4 separate regions of the Mus musculus genome follow, and regions 2, 3 and 4 are each linked to region 1. The links are chromatin loops, found by intact Hi-C in ENCODE. Cell type or tissue: left cerebral cortex. All regions are shown on one strand. Each heading gives the region's core, and the rest is flanking DNA. Links, peaks and the distances in the headings are about the cores only. Region 1 has its middle 5.5 kb from the start of Gm36585. Region 2 has its middle 24 kb from the start of Gm36852. Region 3 has its middle 39 kb from the start of Gm36852. Region 4 holds the start of Gm41454 (a long non-coding RNA gene).

The links. Peaks named below come from ENCODE experiments on the same cell type or tissue, not always from the same donor. Only the 100,000 strongest peaks of a DNase experiment are listed, where the experiment ranks them.
Region 2: it touches region 1 in a loop (3.0-fold over the local background); 7 of 42 quality-filtered maps call a loop at or near these places.
Region 3: it touches region 1 in a loop (3.0-fold over the local background); 7 of 42 quality-filtered maps call a loop at or near these places.
Region 4: a loop joins it to region 1, with 2.4 times the contacts of the local background. A loop is called at or near these places in 2 of 42 quality-filtered maps.

What each region holds. Positions count from the first base shown.
Region 1 is chr16:39,107,997-39,112,955 of GRCm38, forward strand. No RefSeq gene overlaps it. Among named protein-coding and RNA genes, the nearest start is that of Gm36585, 5.5 kb to the right of the region's middle. In left cerebral cortex, for the core only: CTCF peaks have their summits at 1,542 (motif pointing right) and 1,747; DNase peaks (open chromatin) are centred at 1,541 and 1,802; H3K4me3 peaks cover 558 bases; H3K27ac peaks cover 353 bases.
Region 2 is chr16:39,300,559-39,305,517 of GRCm38, forward strand. No RefSeq gene overlaps it. Among named protein-coding and RNA genes, the nearest start is that of Gm36852, 24 kb to the left of the region's middle. In left cerebral cortex, for the core only: no CTCF peak of the experiment used is centred there; DNase peaks (open chromatin) are centred at 2,677 and 3,057; H3K27ac peaks cover 361 bases.
Region 3 is chr16:39,315,163-39,320,121 of GRCm38, forward strand. No RefSeq gene overlaps it. Among named protein-coding and RNA genes, the nearest start is that of Gm36852, 39 kb to the left of the region's middle. In left cerebral cortex, for the core only: a CTCF peak has its summit at 2,197; a DNase peak (open chromatin) is centred at 2,214; H3K27ac peaks cover 259 bases.
Region 4 is chr16:39,361,901-39,366,859 of GRCm38, forward strand. It overlaps Gm41454 (a long non-coding RNA gene), which reads left to right and starts at 2,032. Exons shown (of 4, transcript XR_001782023.2): 1 at 2,032-2,166. In left cerebral cortex, for the core only: a CTCF peak has its summit at 1,953 (motif pointing left); a DNase peak (open chromatin) is centred at 1,979.

The DNA.
Region 1 (4,959 bases), core at 1-4,000:
GGACCAAACAGGAGAAAAAGACTATCGACTTTTAGACACAATATTTAAATTATTTGATTCTGATTTTAGTAATATATTTTCCTTAAATGCGTCATTAAATGTTAAACCAAAGGGTTTTTGTAAATAGCTGTATAATTGTCTGAAATGTTCCTCTTCTTCCTGTAAGGGATTTTTTTAAGGCTAATTTTTTTACAAAGAGAGTTTAGAGTAACTTGTTGAGCACCAATCTTCCCTCAAAACAATCTGGTAAGGTTAGAAATGTAAAGAAAAATTAGGATGCTTTATTCATAGGTTTGATGAGCTGATATTTTAGATTAACACGGTTGGTATTGAAAAAACATGTGGCCCTTCAAAAGTCCCATAATGTCCTGCAGAAATAAGAAACTGCATGAGCCCTCTCCCAAGTGGGACAGGTGAACATTTTTGTCTTTGACACAGGTCTGAGAAATAGTGGCTACACCACAGGCCTACAGGAAGATTGCATATAGGACTATTTTCTGCTATGTGGGGCTCCTTGTCCAGGTTCTAACAGAGGGATGAAAATAACACCTCTGGAGTTTGATGGACGGAAACACATGTAGGAAATAACAAACGAACTGCAGATAAACTGGGATGAAACGGTCTGTTCAGGATGACACTCACACCCGTGTGGTGAGGCCTTTCTGACAGAGATGCCTGGCTTCAGAGCTAGGTTGACTCTGAAATCCTTCTGTGATGGATGAACACGTGGACACCACGTGATGTTGACCTGAGGTCCAACCAGCTAGGGCCATCTGGCTCCTCACATGCGCGCGTCAGTTGCCATGGTTCTCTCTACTTTGAGCTTGTGGGAAGTACATTTTTTTGCTGAGAAACTAGGTCTTTAGGAGTCATGTCAGGGAGTCTTGATTTTCGTTCTTTGGCTTCTCCTAATTTCTGTCTTCACTGTCCCTGGAGTTCTTGGGAAGGCTTAATAATAATGCGTTGTTATCCAGAGAAATGTCACAAATGAACTTCAGTTTTCTTTTCTTTTCTTTTCTTTTCTTTTCTTTTCTTTTCTTTTCTTTTCTTTTCTTTTCTTTTCTTTTCTTTTCTTTTCTTTTCTTTTCTTTTCTTTTCTTTTCTTTTCTTTCCTTTCCTTTCCTTTCCTTTCCTTTCCTTTCCTTTCCTTTCCTTTCCTTTCCTTTCCTTTCCTTTTCTTTTCTTTTCTTTTCTTTTCTTTTCTTTTCTTTTCTTTTCTTTTCTCTTTTCCTGTCTGTAGAATGGGATAAATTGTCTGCTTAGTTCTTGGTGTGTTTTGATAGTAAAATAGAAATTACATGTACGGAAGTGGCCAACAAATACGAGATATGATATTACGATATTAAGTTTGAGCAAGCATAGCTTTCTTTTGTAATTTGATTGTTTTGGGTGAAATAAGGCTAAGGTCCCCTGAAAGCATACTCTTTGTCCAAAATGGCTATTGTCCTGTAGTGAATGAAATTCTGAGCCTGGTGATTTGTGGCCAATCTTGTTTTTGCTTCCTGCCCAGGCAAGGTTTAGTACCTGAGATCACATGTGTATTCTTTCGTGTCACCACAAGGTGGTGCTGGTGTATCCAGTAAGACGCTTCACCCATCCAAAAAAAAAAAAAAAAAAAAAAAAACCCTCTCCATTTCAACCTTAATTTATGATCAGGATTTACAACTCGTTGTTATAACGTTGCCTTTTCTAAGCTATCAATTCTCTGTTTCGTTTTTAAAAATTCTCTTCCTGTAAAATTACTCTCTCCTCTTTTTCTGAGGATTAAGTTTGCTTTGTGACAAATCCGCGTCTTCACTGTGGAGTAATTGACTCCATGTCTGGGGGAGGGGGCGAGGAAGGAGCCGCTCAATTCTGCCCTTTCTTTACTCGTTTCTCTCAGGTCCCACCCTTGGGCTTATTGGCGGCCCAGCGCTGTCAGGGTCGGTTTTAGATATGTTTTAATGAACGGTCAAATGGGAGGGGGGGTTTTCTCTATTGCTAATACAATGTTTTAGGCGCCTCTGTGTGTGAGTGTGTTCATGCTACAGGACCTTTTTGAGCCTCCGTTTATCATCTGTAATGTGATAATAATGGTCAAAGCGGTCTCTGGATTGCTACCAAAGTAAAGGTGATGATATATATATACATATATATATATATATGTATATATATATATATATATATTCACATCTGTAAAATAGAAAGATAATAGCTGCTTCAGGACTGTAGGCTAAGCAAACAAGAGAAAACACACATAATTTGCAGCATAGTCTGAATGCTGTGTGAATGCGAGTAATTATTGTCATTGTCACCCAGGAGGTCTTAGAGTGTGCATGGGGCCGGGGTCAGGCTGGAGAACTTGGCACTGTAGAATGGCAGAGAGCAGCTTCCTAGAGGTTAAGAACGGATGACAGAAAGAGGAAGGAGCAGAAAGAGAGTTGAGGCAGGTGGAGAAATTGCTTGATCTCACCTGTAATGGCGGGCCTTCATCCGAAGTGGTGGGCTTTGTCTTTGCCTTATCCCCCTTTGTCACCACTTCACTCTGTGGAAGTGTAAACTCTCCATATTCACACTAGCCACCTCAGTATGTGGGTTCTACAACAGAGTTTGAATGGAAGGCAGGGGATCCAGTTTCCTTCCAGGAAACCTTGTCCAGGAGTTTCAGCAGGCTAGAGTCATAGAGTCAGCCACTCAGAAACCAGAGGACAGCAAACACACAGACTTGGAAGCAAAAATCCCTCATTGATGGTGGTCATTTTCTGATTTGATGGTTCTTTAAAATTTTAATAGCAACTTTTTTTTTTTATTTGTGTCAGACTAGCTTCTTAGATTTAAATGAATGTACAAGATGTGGCTGATAGTATATGGGTTCTGGATGTTAGTATTAAAACAGAGGTTATTAGGAATTTAATTGTGGGTATGCACGTGTGTGCATCGTTCGTGCATGCACACACATGTGTGTGTATGGTGTGTACATGTGCTTTAAATGAAAGAACTCATGATCTGGGAATGCTGGATTGGACAAAATATATTGGCTTATCAATTTCAGCTATAAAAGTAAGAAGCAAAGGCTCTCTGTCTCTGTCTCTTGCTGTCCCTTTCTCTCCCCCCTCTCTCCCTCTCTCTATTTCTTACACGCACACACAGACACATTCTATACACCCTAGTTCCAGTTTAAAATATAGGACAATTATTTGTCCCAGTGGAGTTGAAAATGGAACAAACATTAAAAATATGGGTCATTCCTAACCGTGTTTGGGATACCTAGTAATTTTGCCCTTGAGGGGACATGAACATTATTTTCTAGGGCAGCAATAAGCCAGGTCTCTCTTTAAGAACCCTAATGGGGAAAATATGTTGCAAAGCATGAATAAATATAAGACATGGGGGGTTGGGAGTGAAGCAGATAACAGAACGGGAGAGGAGGCAGGAGGCAGAGAGTGGGGGAGGCAGAGAAAATCAGGACATTTTTACATTGTTAGGAGTGAACCCATTACATTCACCAAATACATTATGTGCTCAACACACACCAGCTGTGTGTTCAGGTGAGTGGTAGATGTAAGCTGAGAAGCTAGCTGTCTGAGTTAGGGTTTTACTGCTGTGAGCAGACACCATGACCAAGGCAAGTCTTATAAAGGACAACATTTAATTGGGGCTGGCTTACAGGTTCAGAGGTTCAGTCCATTATCATCAAGGTGGGAGCATGGCAGCATCCAGGCAGGCATGGCGCAGGAGGAGCTGAAGGCTCCTCATCTTCATCTGAAGGCTGCTTGTGGAAGACTGACTTCCAGGCAGCTAGAGTGAAGAGGGTCTTAAGCCCACACCCACAGAGACATACCTATTCCTACAAGGCCACACCTCCAAATAGTGCCACTCCCTGGGCCAAGCATATACAAACCATGACACTAGGCATGAGGTTACCATAGCTGGGATGGCAGGTTTGCTCCTGGATGACTCTGTGACCAAGTTGATTTCAATTCCCTCAAATGTCAACTGGGGTTAGTGGTATCCATCTTTGTACAGTTGTAGCTACATCAAGTAAGAAACAGTGTGTGTGTGTGTGTGTGTGTGTGTTCAGAGACGTGAGATCCACACTATGGAAAGAGCATCCAGAACTTGCCATTCAGGTAGCCTAGGAAACTTTTCTTTCCCTAGCTACTTCTGCTTTGCTTTCTCACTCAGGATATACCTTGGAGCCCGGGCAGGGTGACAGCCTTCTGAATTATAAGGAGGCATCCTGTGGAAAATGTGCTGGTTAGGTCAATCAAGTTGGAGGTGCATGCCTGCTCCATCCTTCTGGACCCCCCCCCCCACACACCCTTTTTTGTTTAAGCATCTATGAGTAGCTTTGTGGTGTCCTTTGCAGACACTCCTTGACATCATCCACTGTGTCTCCACGTGCAGCAGGCCTCCAAAGACTGGATCCTCAGTCTCCCCTCAGCTAACTTTGAAGACAAAAGCCAACACTACATGGGACAAAGGCCGAGTGTGGGACTGTTACCTACCTGAAGTCAAGGCATACTGTGCTTGAAAGAACCCCGGAGTTATTGGGCCTAATAAGAGATTGAAACGAACAGGCTTCATTGTGAACATTTTGAAATTGTTTTTGGAGAAGCGTGCTCTGTTTTTAAAAATCAGTGTGTACTATGTTGGTGTCTGGTGCCCTGGAACCATTTTTTTCCCTCTGTTTAAAAAGATCTGTGATTTATTCAGTCTTCTCTAGGAATCATATGTGCTTCTTATGTGCTATTTATCCCTGATTTTGCCATGAGAAGAGAGCAGCATCATGGTACTCATGCAAACTAGTCACCGAGTTCTACTCTGACTGGATTTTGCTACATGTTTTCTTTCTTTTAAAATACAAATTGGTGATTACTACAAGGGGGAAGGAATAGCAGTGACTAACTTTGGTTGTTGTGTTAGAGTTATTTTATTTTAAAGGTTAATTTTAATTTTGTGTATATGACATGTGTGTGT
Region 2 (4,959 bases), core at 624-4,623, 190 kb after region 1:
ATTGATCTCTCTCTCTCTCTCTCTCTCTCTCTCTCTCTCTCTCTCTCTCACACACACACACACACACACACACGCCTATATTTTGTGCATCACGTAGCACTGCTTTGGCATTGATCTGACAAGGATGACTAGGGAATGAATAAAGGACAGACACACAGACACATGTACAACAAAGCTGCGATTGGGTGGGTGGGTGTTCTTGGTCAGGTGGAGATGCATCTGTTTCATAACCAGAAAACTCAGTGTATTTATTTTGTACATCTTAAACAAGGAGGCTGCGTTATTGTGCGCAGATGAATAAGGAGGCAGGTTAGGAGGCCTCTGGCTCACAGCAGTCTTAGGCAGTAGTCACCCTGAAGGAGAGAGCTATAGCTGATGATATTTGTACACAATGATTAGCCGTTTGTAAATAATCATGCTTGGATCAGAGGAAGGCTTTGCTATGTCTCTGAGCCTTGTCAGCACAGGGCTTTGTCACTTCTATGGGTCTTAAGAAGTTTTTTTCTTCAGCGTGACTGTGCCTATATCAGCAACACACATTCTCCATGGACTTCATCTGCTCCTTACCCATTCATGTTGGACTTTATCCACCGCCCCTTTTCTCCACTAACTCCCCACTCTTACTCACGGAGACAGGAACTTCTGTGTTCCATGCTGGCCATGAACTGGGTGTGTGGTTGAGGTTGACCTTGGCCTCCTGATTCTCCTACCTCAGCCTCCAAAGGCTGAGACGATAGGTGTATCCTCCCTCATCTGGTTTGTGTAGTGCTGCTTATCAATCGCAGGGCTTTCATGCTTGCTAGACAAGCACACTATCAGCAAAGCCACATTCCCAGCCCTCTGTTTGTATTAGTCAGACTTCACTCTGGGGGTGCTCTGTGGGTAGGTAAAAATTCTGTGATTATCAAATAGGAAATGAATGTTGGAAGACAGTCATGTTCCTTTTACAGAAAGGTGTATTGCACATCACAGGTATTAGTTTATATATTATTTTAGAATTCCAGGACATATAGCTGCATCACATAGTTCTAGGATGATGATGACCCTTTCTATTTTGAGAGAGGTATGTAATTGTTGACCTCTCAGCCCTTTTGCTGCCCCTCCCCCTTTCTATTTGTTGTTGGCTTTTGCTTTGGCTCCAGGGTTTCACACCATTAACCAGATAGGATCTGCCTAGTCCCTATTAATATGTAGAGAATGGCAGAGAACATCCTTACTTTAATAAATACATTTACTTTAATAAGATTATTGGTTGCCATGGGCTAGGCAAATAAAGGTCTATCTCTCTGACCTCCAGGGCCAGACTGCCCATGGTATTTGCAAGGAAATATGACAATAAAGATTATGGAATCTCTGTGTTTGCAGTCCTGATGAAAATGCTGGTTCCTGGTCTGAGGCACAGGTTGATGCTGGGCCGCTTGGAAGGGGTTCAGCACTCATAGTCACCAAGGTTTCTGAGCACCTTTCCTTTCTGCTTACACTTGGCCTTTCTTGAGCAATTCCTTTTCTGTATACACCTGTCGCCCCACACAGCTTCCTACCATACAATGGATATTTCCAAAATCCCAACTTTCCTTCTAAATGCGGTAACCCCAGAGTTTCTTTCTCTAGCTCCTTCAAAGGGACCTGACGGGCCTTTCATTGAGCACTTTGTTAAGGAATCAGCTCTCCCCTTCCCACTTGGCAGGCTGATTCTCTTCTCATAAATTATTGCACTAAAGCTTTGAAGAAAAAGCCATTCCTTTAATGCTATATAAGGTATACTTATAGCTCCTTTAAAAGGTCCCCAGTTTAACAGATTTGTGTGAATTCACGTGCTTTGTATAGGTCTCTTTCCCAGATGACTATCATGCTACACGTTGGGAAAGCCTGTGGAACTGTGGGTGAGACTAACTATAGTATGGAGAGTATTCTGTTTTTGAGCCTTGGCATGTTTGACAGCTGTGCATCCAGGTCAGGTCGCATACCTGTTCTGAGTCCTACCTATTCAATCATTTTCCTAAGATCTATCTTACATGGTTACCATGAAGTTGGAAATAATCCACATAAACCACTTAGGGTAATGACCAGGATTAAGCAGCTCACTAAAGTCTGCGGTTGTTAGTGATCTGGTCCTCCTCGATATAATGTCACAACTCCCCCCCTGCCCCCTTTATACACTGTCCTACTTTCAGGAATGTTATGTATTATGAGTTAAAAGTCCTGTTCTCTCCCTTCCTTCTCTTCTGGACTTCTCTTTTCTCCTCTTCCTGTTCTAATCTGTCTTCTGTTGTCTCACTCCCAATGCATAATGCTTCTGTTAATTGACCCCATCAGGCTTAGTGGTTCCCTTTTCAGCACATTCCCTTTGGTTTTGATACATTAGGACTCAGTAACAGAATATCAGACACTGTGCATGCCCAGCCATCCTCTCACTCCCATCAACTCTGATTGACAGTTTTCCTGTCAGAGCTTCCTAGTGTAAGGTTAAGCCCGGGGAAGCCAGGCTTGGGGTTTTTAGGGGGTGTTGACAATAGGCTGTTGACAAGATCAGATCTTGAGCCTCTTGCACTCTCCTGCTTCTGGTTTCTTTGCCTTGGGGGAGGGGAAAGCAACCAGCAAGTCAAGGCAATAGATGGAGCAGGGTAGGTGTGTAAAGAGTGAGAGCCCAGGCTCTGCTGAGTCCTGTTGCTAGGCAACAGCATGCAGGGAGCAGACCCATGCATATGCCTGCTAGCATCCTGTTGTCTTAGCAACAGAACATTTGGATGGAGGGCTGGGGAGGAGGGGAACTGGGTTCAAAATATTCAAAGTTCTCAGGATCCTAGAGAACCTCTTACTCTGAACCTCATCTGTTCATTTTCTTAATCTTCTCCTATTCACTGAGACTGTTTTTTTTATAAGTTTTCTTCTTTTTTCTTTAGTTCGCCACCCAACGTTTGTATGAGGTTTTTTCCTCAGAGCTTCATATTATCCCAGTCACATTGCGACTCATTAGAGCCCATCCACCTCTGAGTCCGCTGGTGCTTCTCATGGCAGGGCCTATTCTGCAGAATTTTAAAAATGATCCCTTGCTTCAAGTGCATCCCCATGGGACTGAAATTAAATGCTCACTTGAGTGGAAATTTAAATTCCAGTGTTCTGGTATGTGAAACGATGCTGAGTCGTTATCCTCAGGGCCAGGGCTGTCGCTGGTGAGCTTTTCAGTTGGCTACAAAGGCTGTGGGGAAAGAAAAGGGGTGGGTGAGGATGGCTTCCCCTTTCCGATTGCACCCTGCCATGATCAGGGTGAGTACATTTTGTCCTGTTTGTTCACTGATCCTGCAAACCTCACTGTTCTCCCTTCCAATGCTGGAGCCATTTCTTCTTCATTTCTGAGTTCCTCATCTCTGCCATAGATCCTGGAGGATGATAGTTCAATTCATTTGGTTGGCCTGAGAACTCATACAGTGTCAAATTCTTTGAAACCAGATGGATATTTTATATTAGCTACTGTTTTTTTTTTCATACCTAGCTCAAAGCCTGTGCTCTTTCATCAATAGACTATCATTTTTTTAAAAAGTATATACTTTATGTGCTAATCACACGCACACATAGACGTGTGTGTGTGTGTGTGTGTGTGTGTGTGTGTGTGTGATTCGCTGTATGTTCACCACATGTGTGTGGTGTTGAAGGAGGCCAGAAGAGGGCATCTCATTCCCTGGAGCTGTTGTTACAGGCTACTGTGAGCTGCCCAGTGTGGACTGTGGGGAACAAAGCAGGGTCCTCTGCAAAAACCAGCAAGCACTCCTAACTGCTGAGCCAACCCCCAGTTCATTGGTTAGACTGACTTGTTGCTGAGCCCACTTTCTATCTTTGACACCCTGTGCTGGTAATTATGTCCCTGATGTTTCTCCCACCATCTTTACCCCCTGTCCAACTTCTTATGGTGAAAGTCTTGTGTTATTTTTTCTACCTGTAATCTCCTAGGTAGAGAGCTACCTACCTTGAGACCTACCTTTATTTTGTATTGCTATACCAAGTATCCAATACTGATATGACACTGATACTGATATGATACTGATGCTGATGCGGATACCGGGTAATTTAATGAGCTACTACTGGCTAAGAACTATAAAATTACCATGTGTCAATGGCCTTCTTGCTCAGGTTTACAGAACAAGAGTAAACAGGCCTACCCTTTATCTCATCTTTACATAGCATTGCTAATCCATTCAGGATGGCAGTCTCCTCACCTTCTTAATACCTGTGAACAGGGTCTACCTCCCAGTGCTGTTGCATCGAGGATTACCTTTCCAAACTATGAGTTTCAGGGTCATGTTTAAACACCAGCACTCTATAGTGCTCAGCCCAGGGTCTGAATCCCTGCCTTCAGCCTCTGCTGCTGATTTCTTCAGTATCTCCTTTGTCACAGTTTGTTTCACTGCTACACTGTTTCGGTAGCAATAGAAGTAATCTATTTAAATGAAAAACCTTAAATCAGTATCAAAATAAATTTTGTATCAAAGTGAGAAATGACAACTTTTAACTTTTTATTAGCTATAAAGATTTTTTTTTAACCAATTAAGATTATGGCTACACAGTCAATTGTGTCATAGGACCTCTGTGAGGCCAGAAATGTCTCACATTCCTGTAACTCTAAGGATTCATGGTACCCTCCTAGGGAAGTGCTTCCTTTTAAATCTTGCTCTACTGCAGCTAATCCTCCTATTTGTGGGGAGTCTGACAGGGCCAGGGTCATTCCCAATCTTGTATTAAATTACCCATTTACCCACACTTCATTTATATAACCTTTGATGTGGACCTCACACTCTCTAAGAACAAAACAAAACTTTTTTCTGTATTTTGATGATGGTGCTTTCAATAAGAAATATCCCTGGCAGGCAACATCATTTGAATATTTGGTCCCCAGGTGGTGGCACTGTTTCGGAAGATTTAAGAGGTATGGTCTTCCTGGAGTAATTATATCACAGGGGTGGG
Region 3 (4,959 bases), core at 461-4,460, 210 kb after region 1:
TCCATCTTGAAGTCAGTAATTTCCTTACCTTTTTTCCTTTGTTTACTCTTTTTTCAAAATTAGATATTTTCTTTATTTACATTTCAAATGCTGTCCCCTTTCCTAGTTTCCCCTCTGAAAATCCCCTATCTTCTCCCCATGCCCCTGCTCCCCAACCCACCTACTCCTGCTTCCTGGCCCTGGAATTCCCCTACATTGGGGCATAGAGCCTTCACAGGACCAAGGGCCTCTCCTCTCATTGATGACCGACTAGGTCATCCTCTGTAACATATGCAGCTAGAGCCATGAATCCCACCATATGTTTACTTCGATTGGTGGTTTAGTTTTAAAGTCACTGTTATTTTGTGCTTTATGGCAAAGACTGTAACTCTTACTAGCTTATGACATCACAGGAAGGTGGACGGAGGGAGATTCCAAAGCCCTGACCTTCAGTCCTCTCAAAGGTTCATGATTGTGAACTATGCTATGTCAACTATGCTATGTATGTGTTGGAAGGAGAAAATAACCTATCTATACCAGTTGCTCATGTCCTTAGTGTGAATATCCTTAGTGCCTTGATTTCAGATGGTAACTATAATGCCACCAGAGTACATCTGAGAAGCAGATAACATTATGAGTGGCTTTTCAAACCTGCTCTGGTTGGCTTCAGCCGAGCACTGCTCACAGCTCATAGCCTGTACTCACTCACCAATCATATTGAGATCATATTGGAAGTGGGTACTCCAGCTCTAGATGATCTCTACACTTGACTCTACATGGAGCAGAAGGTTGCCTTTCCCTCTAAACCCTGTCCAGATTCTAAGCTTATGAGCAAAATAAATGCTGTGTGTGTGTGTGTGTGTGTGTGTGTGTGTGTGTGTGTGTGTGTGTGTGTGTGTTTGAGCACACATACCCATGGAGACCAGAGGCATTGACTACCTCTGCAGCTGGGGTTGCAGGCAGTTGTGCGCCTCCCTATAATTATGCATGCTGGGAACTGAACTCAGGTCTTCAGAACGAGCAGCACGTGCTCTTAAGTGCTGAGCCATCTCTGTAGGCTCCTTGTTCCTTTATTTTTATTACAACAATATTTGTTTGGGTTGGGTATAGTTGGACATGCCTGTAATGTCAGCTCTTGTGAGGCAGAGGAGGGAAGATCAGGTCAGGGCTTGCCTTAGAGGTCAGCATGGTATACCAGAGACCCACCCTGTCTTAAAAAGCAGAACAAAGCAAAAGTACTTAGCTAAAGTAGCAAGAATATCTCTCTGTATTTTTTGTTGTATATATGCTTCTTGTGGTCTAATGATTGTTGAATGAATTAATGAACTAATGTTGACCATTGATGGCTCTCTGGGAAAAAATGTTCTCTGATCATTTCCTGTGGCCCTTTGTGACTTATACAGTTCCAAGTGAGAAGGAAGTGGAGTTCCTACAAAGGGTTCCTCTGTGGTTATGTTCTGGGTCTGGTGACAGTGTCATTGAATTCACAACTGTGTAATCCCTGAAGACTGGAAGGGTATTCCTTCACACGAGCTCAGCTTCCTGGCGGGCAGCTCTTTGGACAAAACCACCTCCTATAGACTTTGGGCTAGTATCTTGTCCAGGGCGCACTGGGGGGATAAAAACATCCCAAAAGAATCAGTGTCAAGAACGGAAACTTAAAGATCTCATTTCTGCTTTGTCTCTCATAGATGTACATGCAGTAAAGGTGGCAGTGCAGTGGTAAAAATAGCAGGGTTATTATGCTCAAATCTAATGCATTTAATGTAACAATAGATTACTCCATTGTCATGAAATGAAGGGAAGGTAGGAGGATCTAATTCTATCTCCACATTCCTTAATAAGTACCTCATTGTCAGGGAAATCACTTACCCTGTTCAATCCAAATAAAAAGGACGAATATACAGCTGCACCTACGTGTGTGAGAGCAGGTAGGGTCCGGAAGGACTTCCAGCTCTGGCTCTGGGTTAAAGGGCATTCAGGGAGGAGGTCGGTGATGGACTGCTGCTTGCTCTGAGATGAAGTGCTTCTCTGTGTGGAGTCGGGGAGGTAGTGTTTTGGCGAGATGGAATTGACAAATGCTTCACTTTATCCACCTCCTCACACCCCCATGAACGTGTGATTTTGTGGCAGGCTTTGGAGATGAGATTTTCTACTGTATAGGCTTCTTGTCAGGATGAATGAAGACCCTGTTAGCGAGAGCGTATTCTCCGGTGGCCTGTAGGCGGCGCTTTTGCTCTAGATTGAACCACTTGCAGGCTGAAGGCAGTTGCTGCTGCCTGCTGCTCTGGCTGATAGTCTGCTCTGGGCATGGCAGAGTGCAGTCCTGTGAAATCTGTACTCAGGGACACCTAATCGAAGAGCCAGCCACAGCGCCTCTTGTGCCAAATCAACAAATCCTCAGTATCTGCTAATCAGCCATTAATGTTCTATTGATAGGCAGAGCCAAAACACATTCAGAGGGATGGGTCCATGGATTTAAGCTGCTGCTCAAGTTTATAGCTTAAAAATTGTTCTTTCTTCTGCTTTAATTTTCCCTTGAAATTCCCAGAGTAAGATGATCAGTTTAAGGAACTTAACAATCATTAGAGGCTATGAGTTTGTTGAGAGGTTGAAAAGGAGTAGGGTTTTTTTTTTTTTGACATTTATACAAATTTCATTGTTTTGAAAGATAAAATCATGATTTAAACACTCTTTTCATTCTATGGAATAGACCATAAACTGTTCAAAATAGTAACTGCTATCCATGTATGATTATTTAAGAAATACATATTTAAAAGTCCTTGAGTCACTTTTGCACTTTCATGTTTTAAAAGCTCAATGGCACTCTGTTGCTGTGCTGGTGAGTGTAGCTGTGAGCATGGTTGCTCTCACAGAAGATCTAGACATAAATGGTAAAGAAGAAGAGGAGGAGGAGAGGTTGAATATACAAGGTTCAGAGTTTAGGCAAAGAGAGAGAGAGAGAGAGAGAGAGAGAGAGAGAGAGAGAGAGAGAGAGAGAGAGAGAATGAGAGAGAGACACACACAAAGATACAGAGAGACACTGGGAGACAGAGACACACAGAGACAGAGAAAGACAGACAGGCAGAGACACACAGAGACACAGAGAGACACACTCAGAGAGAGACACACAGGGAGAGGCAGAGACACAGAGAGACAGACACACACAAAGAGATAGACACAGAGAGAAAAAAAGAGAAAGATACAGAGAGACAGAGAGAGAAACACAGAGAGACACAGAGAGGCAGAGACACACAGAGAGAGGCAGAGGCACAGACAGACAGATACACAGAGAGACAGACACAGAGAGGCAGAGACACACAGAGAGAGGCAGAGGCACAGACAGACAGATACACAGAGAGACAGACACAGAGAGAGAGACAGGCAGACAGATACACACAGAGAGAATGAGTCTAGGCTATATTTAGATTGCCTTTATGTAAGCATAGGGCTCTATGATTCTATACACAAAGACTTTTTACTGACCTTCTATATTTTTGCAACAACAAGCAAAAGTATCTGTCAGCTCTTAGTACTTTCCATATTGTCAAGGTGAAAATGAGCTGACACTTTTTATCTTGATTCATAGACAACAGTTTGTCTATACTTAATCAGTCAATACCATCTCAGTTTGTCAGAAAGGTAGGAAGCCTTCTGGGGGTCTACTTCATTTACACAGGATGATCAGTTTGACTTATGCTCTCAGAGCTAACACATCACCATGGTGCTATATGAGTATATTGGAAGGGTCTTGAAACCAGATCTGACTAGAGGATAGGTTTGAAAATAACCTGAGTTGGACCAATGTTCATGTCGTATTAGAACAGCCACTCTGTGTAGCAATTCTAACTGCCCTGTCCACGGCTCTTCTTGCTTGTTAACCAATAGTTCTTTGACCACTGAATACATCTGCTGCCTTGTGATCTTCTGTTTGGTGACTAGTGAGAAGTAGGGACTTGTTATGATGTTGTAGTCTTCAAATTACTTCTTTGAGCTCTGAAGTACTGCAGGGTGGTTTATGAGATTGGAGGCTGTGGTTGCTCCCAGCCTTAGCTTTCTTTGTAGTGTTCTCTCACTGAAGTACATATGACAGGTAAGGCCAATGGACCTGAACTTTCCAGCGTTTACCTCCTTCCTCTTAGCATCCAGCCCACAGTTTTATCACGCTACCCATTTGATTTTATTATTATTTTCCTGGCATGATTAGGCACTGCATAATTGGTTCATGAAAGACTCTCCCGTCACCCGATTCTGTTATGCAAGGCAGGATACAGGCTTATTAATTTACAGCCGAAGAAAAACTTGGCCCGAGACCGTGAGTTCACGCCAAAAAGATGCTTGACAGTTCTGAAAGTTTCTTGGTGAATATAGAGTCAGAGCTGGGCATGCTCAAGGGACTGTCCTGTCAAGTCATGGCAGCTTGATGAATCGTCTCTCTCTTCCCAAGAGATGCTTCTGTCCGAAGATCCGGAACATTCCCTGTCTGAGAACCCTCATGCCTGAGTGGATCCAGTAGAAAGGTAAACCCCGTTCACAGTCTCACTGCTGGGCTGGCCCTTGCCACTTGAGTTTTGTGGTCACTCCAGTTTATCCCTTTAGCATCCCTTTGTAGCAGACTCTACTTGACAAGTTTACAGATTACTTTTAATTAATTATAGTTTAGGTTGGCTACCTCCTACTGACATTTAGGGAAGCATTATAAGCTCATTTCATAGCACGTCTCCAAATCTACCTGGAGAATCCATTTCTTCCGGGCAAGCCTGTGTTTGTATTGACAGATCTTTCTTAATTCACCTGTTCACTCAGTCATTCAGTATTATTCTTCTTGGTGGACACCAACAGCAACAGTGAAATTATAGATAAAAGTAAACCTCTTTCTGGTTTTGTAGAGTTCACACTCTGCAGGGTCAGCGTCAGGAGCTATTATTTTCAGTCATAAGTCACAAAGAGAGATAGACAAGTGGTTTGAGGCGTGCAGGA
Region 4 (4,959 bases), core at 389-4,388, 250 kb after region 1:
CTTAACAAACAAGATAATTTGATGTGGTCTAGTTATTTTAGTGACTAGTTATTATAGTTGATCAAATGTTCTTCATCTTCTGTGATATGATTGGATGGTTGTCATTAACCTTCAAGTGCCCTTAGCAGTGCCTCTCATTGCTTACTGAGGATGCTGTAAGAGAACTGAAAAGATACCCTAGGCTTATTTCTGTACCGTAGGAAATCTCTCTTCTGTATCTCCTCTTTCCCTGATACTTTCTTATGTTGGCCTGATTTTCTCCTGCTGGTTTACTCTCACAGAACTAGAATTCTCCCTCCCCATATGGCATGTTTTGTAGCATAATCAAGCACACTGGCTTTCTATTTCAAAGGCACTTACATGATACAAATAAGCCAAACAATTATGAGACACAGTCAATAAAACAGAATTACCACACATTTTAGGATGTAAGGATGACAAGTTAGTGGCTGGCTTTATTAGGAGACTTTAAAGAAAAGAAAACCACAGGAATTACAGCTCAAGCAATTTTTAAAACAAATGCTATCAACCTTAGATGAAAGTTTTGCTGCTAAAATGCCTCAAGACGAAATCCAGGGCGAAATCTCTTGGGACACTTGAGAATAAAATGCAAATTTGCAGGACAGAGGAAATAGTAACCAGGCAATAAATAATGCACAATCTTCAGATCAGGAAAATTAAATACTTCTCGTCATGGAATGAAACTCTACGTCATGTGTTTCTTAATCCAAAAATGCAAAATCTGTGGTTGGGAGATGGCTCAGTGGGTGAATGCTGCCAAGCCTCATAATTTGAGTTTAATCCCCAGGACCTACATGGTAGAAGGAGAAAACCATCTCCAAGATGTATTTTGACTTTCCTACATGTACCATGGAACATGCTTCAGAGTCTGAAGTATTATGAGGTCATGTTGCAATGTGGACTCTTTCAGATTTTTTTTTCTTCATATGGAGACTGTGATGGCAATTCAACTCACCTGCATTTGGAATCACCTGGGAGAGACACTTCTGGGTCTGTCTGCAAGGGTATTTTTCAGACAGGCTTAACGAGGAGGGAATATGCTCCATGGGGTTGGGTGGCACCATTCTGTGGGCTGGGCACCCAAGCTGAATACAAAAGAGAAAAATAAATTAGCATCAATATGCATCCATTTCTTACCTTCTGTGATGGACTCTGTCCTCTCAAACTATGAGCCAAAACAGCTCCTTTTACTTGGAACTTGCTTGTTAGGAAATTTGCCCCAACAACTAGAAAATAAACTAGTGCAGAGGCTAAAAGAGTTTAAATAAGTTAGTACACACACACACACACACATCCATATATATATATATATATGGCAGGCAAATCATAGCCTGTGTACATAAATAATAGTACTGAACCAAACTACTGCTTGCTTTAAAACTGAGCATTCTAAGTAGTAAAAAAACTAATAAAGATGTGAAGAGAGACTCACTGTTTTCATGATCAGGGAAGTTGTACAAATTAAGAGCACAGTGAGGTATACTAAATGCCCAAAGTACATGAGAGTATTCACATCAAATTTATTAATAACATACAAAGCCAGAGATCATCAATTACCCTTCTATAACTGAATACTTAAAGAGACCACGGCACAGGATCAAAGCTCATCTATACACAATATGATGAGTCACAAGTGGAATCTTCCCCAGAGGAGAGCGTACAATATTATACTTAGATGAAATTCTACACTAGGTAAGGCTGATCTATGAAGCTTTTAAGTCTACAATTCAGGTGGTTTCTAGGGAGACATGCTTGCCTTTTTATTTATCTGGTGAGGAATATTAAGGAAATTTCTGGAAGATGGTTTTGTATGTATCTTCATACTATCTAAAACAGTGACTATGGAGTGAGGACAATCCCTTCCACTTATTGTTTGTTTGTTTTTGTTGTTGTTGTTTTTAAAACATTAGAACAGCGTGTGTGGTGCTACTGACATCTAGTGGGTAGAGGGTATGGACACTGTTGAATATTTACAATGCTCATGGTCATCTCTCACAACAGGAACAGCAACCACAACAATGACAGTAGCAGCTGCAGCAGCAGCAGCAGCAGCAACAGCAACAACAACAACAACAACAACAACAACGTTCAAGGTAATAACAGAGTATAAATTAAAGACTCTGAGTCAGATTTACACAGACACAGGTAAGTCTCAAATCTTACTACATTGCATGCAATAAGTAGAGTTTTGGCTTTCACTATGTGTCACTAAATACTGGTCCTACTTAACCGTATGCATGCTGCACTAGATGAATATGTAAGGAGTGTGCAAATGTTTCCAACCTTTACCCCAAAGCATTGAAGGATAACATTGGTTGATTTATTGATAGTGGCATGAATAAATGCAATGGAATAAGTACACTAAAATGTTAATTACACAGTCTCCACAGAGCATAGATATTCAGCACTCAATTCTTTCAACATTTCTGTGAGTTTGAAATTTTTTCATAATGAAATGTTGTTATGCGTTACTGCTTCCTTTAATTCACCCATGAAATTTAGCTTTATCAGCATTCCTGCCTGTTATCCAAATATATTTTGAATTCAGTCATTTTTTTTTCTTCTGACAGGCATCAGCCCAGGCTAAGTTGCCAAGAATTCTCCCAAGTAGACCACTGCAGAGGTAGTCCTGTTCCTGTTCTTTCTTCTTTCTCTAATCCTTTTTAGACCTTTCCTTTTAAGCAGTTATTTGAAACTGAGCTGGTGTTTAATGATACCAGATTAAACCCTCCTAAACTATAGCCCATTGTTTTCAAAGTTTAGTCAGGCTGTCTTATCATGTCTTAGGAGGGTCTACTGCATCTGACACTTGCCTGATTCTTGAGTTCTTCTCTAATGTCTCTGACTATGATATTCTATGTAGACACTCTGGCCAACACATTTCCTAAACACATTAAAGTTTTCAGAATCTCGTTTTTCTGCCTGTATCCTCTTCATGGGATGTTCAAGATCAAAGTTCTTTTCTGCAGGTTTCACCGAGCATGCTACTTTCTTTCCTTTCTCTTTTGTCAGTCTAAAGGAAGCTATTCTCTTCCAGATTCTTTCAAATAATTTTTCTTCAGTGTTAGTACTTATCTATTGGGCATGATGGTTAATTTTCCTCGCTGTCTTCACTATATTTAGAATCATTCGTGAAGCACCTCAGTGTGTACGCTTCTGAAGGTATTTCCAGAAAGAGTTTAATGAACAGGCAAGACTACCCTAAGTGTGGGTGGCATCATTTCTTGAATTAAGGCTTGAATGGAACAGAAAAGATAAAGCCATTCGTGTTTGTTATGGCTCCCTTCCTATGATGGTCTGAATTTCTGAAACAGTGAACAAGGCAAACCTTTCCTCCAGAGTTCTTTATGTCACATATTCTGTCATGGTGACAAGAAAACTAATTAGGATAGTGTTCTATTTAGTCTTTAAACTGTAAGGAGGCAGAGACCTTATCTGTTTTGTTCATTTTTATTACACAAGGTCCCAAATAGTGTCTAGTATTTGAAATAAAAATATTTTAATGGTACATTATTTGTAAGATGATAGACTTTTCACCCTCAATGTTAGAGGAGGGACCATGGACTAGAATAATAGTTGAGAATCACACTCTCTCACTGACAATCAAAAATCCAATGAGATTAAGAAAGAAACAACAGTATGTGATAATATAGTTGGTGCTTTGGCCATCACAATCCTGGATTACAATGAACATCACAATTTTTCAACATTTGTTCTACAAAAGGATAATTCATTACCTATGCATCGTGGTTTCTGAATAAAGAAATCTATAGATATTAAAAGTTAATAGTAGATGGATATTAATTGACACAGAGAAAGACTAATATATTTAAGACAAAAAACAAGCTTCAAAATACAGTCAATATTATCCTCAAACTACTCAACACCCTGAAAAATGCTGTTCATGTCTTAGCAATACTTTTCTTGATTGTTAATGAATCATTTTCCTTGCCCTAAACCCCAAGGAGAGGTAACATTGGTCACTCTTGAATTGTAAGAGATAGGTTGTTTTGGATGAGACCCATATATAAAAATGTGTTGAAGTAGGTAGTAGTTAATAGGATAATCACTGAATGTTAACTGTCTATAGCAAGTGAAGTGTGCTAAGGATAATGTGAAATTGGCCCAGCAGGAGATCATACTATATTCAGTATTTATGTTATAACCATCAATTATAACAAACCATACTGGAGTATTCTGAAAGACTTTAATTCCAGCAGGTCTCTGATCTGACTCCTATGATACAATGAGAGAACTGGACGGCACAATCTGAAAGCAACAGGGAGAGAGTAAACTGTTACCTGAGTGCTCCTAAGTTTTCCCTCCTTTGCTTTAATATCTAAATTACAATAATCAGAGGATCCCTCCTGTGTGACTGCAAGAATCCAATTCTGTGCCCAGTTATGTCTGAGTCTTGCAGGAGGAATAGTATATTAGTTTCCCGAGGCTGTCATAGCAAGGGACCACAAACTGTGTGGCTTAAAGCAATAGGTTTATTGCTTTACAATTCTGGAGTCAGGATGTCCAAATTCAAGATGTTGTCCACGTTGGTTCCTTCTGAGTGCTGTGAGGCAATCTTCTGTTCGTTCTTCTCTGCTAGCTTCTTTGGTCCTCCTTAACTTATATATGACTTTCTCCCCGTGTCTCCACATCATTTTCCCTCTATGCTGTTTATGTCCGTGTCCAGATTCTTTTCTGGCTATAAGAACACCACTTGTATGTTACTTTTCTCATTGATGTGACTAAATGCCTTTCAAAGCAACATAAAGGAGACAGAGTTTATTTTGTTATATAGTTTGAGACTATACTCTATCATCATGGTGGGGAAACTGTGGTGTTGAGACTAACTATAGCTGTGGTGGCAGAAATTAGGCAGGTGATCACATGGCAACCTCAGTTAGAGACCAGAGAGATGAATGTTGGAACTCAGCTTGTTTT